Regions from separate parts of the Mus musculus genome. Here region 2 is linked to region 1. A link is a loop called in an ENCODE intact Hi-C map of the cell type or tissue named here. Cell type or tissue: heart. All regions are shown on one strand. Region 1 has its middle 2.9 kb from the start of Anapc5. Region 2 overlaps Kdm2b (lysine (K)-specific demethylase 2B).

Region 1 (2,500 bases):
GTGCGCTCCACAAGTGCTCTCTCATAGAACCGCACCCCCAGCCTCTTTTAAAATACATTCTTATTATATCTGTCCGTCCGTCTGTCTGTCTACCTATCTGTGTATGTGTGTGCACATGCCACAACCCGGGTATGGAGGACAGAGGACAGCTTGAGGGGATCCTTTTTCCCCTTGCACCCTGTGAGTCCTGAGCCCGGAACTAATGTCGGCAGGGTTGATGTTTCCGGTCCTTTACCTGATGAGATGTCTGTTTGCACTCATGGGCAGTGCACAATGGAGGCCCCTTCCCCATGCCTCCATTTTTTTCAAATCGTTGTTTTGGCCCTGCCCTCCTCCCCCAAAGGATTTTAAGTGGGGCAAGGCAAGGTCGGTTTTATGGAGTAGAAAGATGATTTGTCTTCAGGTCCAGTGGCAACAAGCTGGAAAGTAGAAGCAAGAGGTCTCAAAAAAAAAAAAAAAAAGCTAGATGTGTGGCAGTACACACTGTGATGATCTTGGTGGTTGGGAGGTTGAGGCAGGAGAATAGCCATAAAATCAAAGCCAGAGTGGCCTAATGTTAGGTTTAGATTAACCAAGCTAAGTTGCAAGATCCTGTCTCAAAAAACTCAGCCCTCTCCACAGAAAAGTCTTCAATTTTTTTTTCAAAGAATTATTTGATATATATGAGTACACTATCGCTGTCTTCAGACACACCAGAAGAGGGCGTCAGATCCCATTCCAGATAGTTGTGAGCTATCACATGGTTGCTGGGACCACTGAGCGATCTCTCCAGCCCAGCCCCAGCAGGATTTTCACAAGTACTGTGATTGGGGTCTGCCCCTTCGGGAAGGTTTGGGTTTGACTAGCAGCAGGTAAACCAGTTCTCTGAGACCGCTCTGCTGGCTCTCCCATCTGTAACGGGAGCTGCAGATGTCACATTGAAGAGCAACTCTCTGATGACTCAGAGGAAAAGCTGGTGTGGTTGTGCTCCAGGTGTTCAGTGTTCTCAGATAATGTAAATCAGGCATCTGCCTGCCGTGCAAAATAACTTCAAAGCCTACTAGTTTTCAGTCCTTTCTTTCTTTCTTTCTTTCTTTCTTTCTTTCTTTCTTTCTTTTTAGGATTCATTTTTAAAAATTTTATGTACATGAGGTATTATTTTTGCTAGCATGTATACACACACACACACACACACACACACCCTGAGCAAGCCCAGTACCTGAGAGCAGAAGAGGGCTTTGGAGTCCCTGGAACTAGAGTTACAAATGTTTGTGAGCCACCTTGTGGATGGGGGGATTGAACCTGTGTCCTCTGCAAGAGCAGTAAGTGCTCTTTACTGTTAAGTCATCTCTCCAGACCTAATTTTTTTTAATCATTTGCATGTATGGTTGCTTATGTAGAGGTATGTGCATGTATGTGCAGTACCAGAGGAGACCAGGAGGAGTCAGAGCTCCCAGAGCTGGGTTAAAGATAATTGGAAAAGTTTGGCAATGGTAGAACACACCTTCAATCCCAGACCTTGGGAGGCAGAGGCAAAACGAGCTAGGTCTATAGAGCAAGTTCTAGGACAGCTAGAGCTACACAGAATGTCTTTACTGCTGTGAATAGACACCATGACCAAGGCAACTCTTATAAAAAGAACAACACTTAATTGGGGCTGCTTACAGGTTCAGAGGTCCAGTCCATTATCATCAAGGTGGGAGCATGGCAGCATCTACGGTGCACACAGTGCAGGAGGAGCTGGGAGTTCTACATCTTCATCTGAAGGCTGCTAGCAGAATACTGACTTCCAGGCAGCTAGGATGAGGGTCTTAAAGCCCACACCCACCCACAGTGCCACACCTACTCCAAAAAGGCCACACCTATTTGAACAGGGCCACACCTAATAGTTAATAGTGCCACTCCCTGGACGGAGCATATACACACAGGAAAACCTTATCTTTTTTTTTTTTTTTTTTTTTTTTTGAGACAGGGTTTCTCTGTATAGTCCTGGCTGTCCTGGAACTCACTTTGTAGATCAGGCTGGCCTTGAACTCAGAAATCCACCTGCCTCTGCCTCTTGAGTGCTGGGATTAAAGGCGTGCGGCACCACGCCTGGCTGGAAAACCTTATCTTGAAAAAAATAAAAAACAACTCAAACAACCCAACAAGCCCCCCCACCCCTACATAAATAGTTACGTGGTCTCTGATGTAGGTGCTGCGGCACAAACTCTGGTTCTCTGGAAAAGCAGCTTAGCCACTGAGTAATCTCTTAGGACAAATATCACTTATTAAACAAACAGGACTGACAGAAGAAAACAGGCCCAATTTGTGTTTGTATGCAGCAGAAGTTGAATAGTACATATCTTTTTTTGTTTCAAGAGCTATGAAAACGGGGGCTGGAGAGATTAAGAGCACTGACTACTCTTCTGAAGGTCCTGAGTTCAATTCTCAGCAACCACATGGTGGCTCACAACCATCCGTAATGAGATCTAACACCCTCTTCTGGTGTGTCTGAAGACAGCTACAATGTACTTACATA
Region 2 (2,500 bases), 76 kb before region 1:
TCAGGCTGGATTCCTAGCGACGATGTTCTGCCATGTTGGGCTGTTTCCGGAGTTCAATGGTGAGAATTCTTCACTGTTGAAGAATCCAGAAACCTACACCTTTCCTGCCCAATCTCCTAGGATTATTGTGCTCCGGACTGCAGCACCTGCAACCTCTCTGAAGTCAGCTCGTGAGCACTAGAGAGTAGTGGTTCTCTCCAAGAGGGTGGGATGACCGTCTCAAGGCCAAGTCTTGGGGTATTCTCTCTGACAGCTCCTAGTCTAGCAGCTGGAGCCTGCAACACCTCAGATTTCTAGCTAAATTGACACCGAATTTCAACCTGGAAAGGCGAACGGAAGAGCTGAGAGGACAGAGGCCCCAATTCTTCCCGAGGCCGACAGGCCTGCGGACTCTGGGTTGGGGGCCTCTGGGACTCGCGGGCATCAGATCCCGATCTTCGCAAGCAGATCCTGCTGCAGGAGACCTGGGAACCTGTGCCTGGTGTTGCACATAGGGCGGTTCTCCCGTGGCCATTGGACCGGGACTCACGAGACGCCCCTTAGGGACCACACAAAAGACCCCACCCCAAGACGGGTGTACATTTCCTGTGGCAGCTTGCGGCGGCAGTGGCGCCATGCAAGCAAGCCACCTATATGTATCCCGCAGCGCGCGGCGCGGACCCGTTAGGGCGGGGCGCGGGGCACGCCCCCACGCAGCCCCAGTCCCCGCGCCGCGCGCCCCGCGGCCTCCCTCCACGGGTCCGCCCCCGTGTCACCACAGGCCGGGCTCCCTTTGTGTGCGGGGCCGAGCACCGCGGCCGCGTCATTGGTCCGCCCGCCCGGGGGGCCAGCCCCTTCCTGGCTCGCCTCATGCATATGCATGAGCACCGGCCCCGCCCCGCCCCCTCCCGCGCGGGCGTGCGAGGCGCGCGGTGGCGGCGGCGGCTCCCTCCTCGCCGCGCGGGAGCCCGAGCGCTAGCCAGGGTGAGCCGAGCCTGCTCCCTGCGGGCGGCGGCGGCGCTGCTCCAGCCATGTCAGCGCGCGCGAGGCTGGGCCCACCATGAGCCATGGCCATGTCCGTGAGCGCCGAGGACGACGACTATGAATCGGAGCCCGACCAGGTCGGCGGCCCCCGGGGTGGGGCTGAGGGAGGGACCCGCGCGGCTCGACCCGGCGAGCTCCTGCCTGACGCGCTGAGTGAGGCAGGCGACCGAGACGCCGCGCCGAGGAGAAAGTTTGGCGGCCGCAGCCGGTCGGCCGGCGGGCCCGGGGCGGGCGCGGGCAGGGGGCGTGTGCGGCAGGACCGCTGCGGCGCCACGGACAATGTGGGCCTGCGGGCCTGGCCGTCGGGGTGGCGCGGGCCCCGGCCCCGCGGGTGAGTGGCGGGGCGCACCGCGCCCTCCTCGGCTCGGTAGCCCCGCGGCCCACGCGCTTGCGGAGCGCAGCGGGCCCCGCGGCGCCTCATCGCCTCCCGCGGGCAAAGTTGCATCGGGGGACCGGAGGGCGCCCCGCGCGGCCCGTGGGCCGACGGCCCGAGCTTTTGTCTGGGCGCCGCGCGCTCGCCCGCCGTGGGTAGCCGAGACAGGAAGGGGTGCGAGCCGCGGCCGGCGCGGGCCATCCGGAACCTGGCGATCGCCCTTGGCCTCCGCCACCAGGAGTCCGAGCCCCTCTCTCTCGGAGCAGAGAGAGACCGGAGTGGAATTCTGCGTGTAAAACAAAGCTCTGGGTGTGTTTACCGGGAAGATTTACTCCGAGGTTCGTCTTTAGGACACCCGGGAAGGAAGTTGAGGGTGCTGCTGCTTTTCAGCGGAGCACAATGTGGAAAAATAGCATTTGCAGTAAGACAGGCCAGGTAGACATGTCCAAGGAATTAGGATTGGGATGGGTCACCTTATCGTGTGGGCTTTGGACGGCCTGTGTGTATAAGATGCTTTTTATAATGCTGCCTGCATTTCCTTGGTGGAATAAAGACGTTCCAGCGAAGACATCGGAACATCACCCCCCCACACACACACCCCCAACCCCAGCCTCGGGCGTCAGTGAGGAAGTAATGCTGTAGGGCTGCCTTTGAGTGGTTACTGTGCCTGTAGTTCCGTAGTTTTTTATTTAACAGAGATAGAGTTTGGTGTTTGGGGTTTTTTTTTTTTTTTTTTTTTTGGTTCTGTTGCTCTAGTCTTGCCCACCCTCTAAGTGTTAATGAGTCTCACAAGTTTTTCAGTTGGGCGAATCCAGGGACAAATCAGGAGGTTTGGACTTGGAATGTTTGCCTCAGGTAGCTCCCCCTGTGTCCATGGCTCTCAAATTCTTGCTATCTAGTTCCTGCCTCGACTCCTGGTTCAGTTTAGGTCTGCCCAATTAATCCTGCCAACCGTTTACCGTTACCATGGCATCCGGACATCTTAGTAGTCCATCTTAGTAGGCTTTGGTCCATCTGGGTTGACGTTCCTCTTAACCTCTTTTTCCAATTTGACTATATATATCTCCGTCCATCCTGTGGTCCAGTGCCTTTGACAGGACGCAA

What was found. Hi-C counts contacts between places; a loop is a spot of excess contacts. Peaks named below come from ENCODE experiments on the same cell type or tissue, not always from the same donor. Only the 100,000 strongest peaks of a DNase experiment are listed, where the experiment ranks them.
Region 2: a loop joins it to region 1, with 2.3 times the contacts of the local background. A loop is called at or near these places in 3 of 42 quality-filtered maps.

What each region holds. Positions count from the first base shown.
Region 1 is chr5:122,823,034-122,825,533 of GRCm38, reverse strand. No RefSeq gene overlaps it. Among named protein-coding and RNA genes, the nearest start is that of Anapc5, 2.9 kb to the right of the region's middle. In heart, a CTCF peak has its summit at 1,424; no DNase peak of the experiment used is centred here.
Region 2 is chr5:122,898,749-122,901,248 of GRCm38, reverse strand. All of the region lies in intron 12 of Kdm2b (lysine (K)-specific demethylase 2B), which reads left to right. Among named protein-coding and RNA genes, the nearest start is that of Gm33118, 42 kb to the left of the region's middle. In heart, CTCF peaks have their summits at 1,006 and 1,641; DNase peaks (open chromatin) are centred at 818 and 1,538; H3K4me3 peaks cover 2,359 bases; H3K27ac peaks cover 2,056 bases.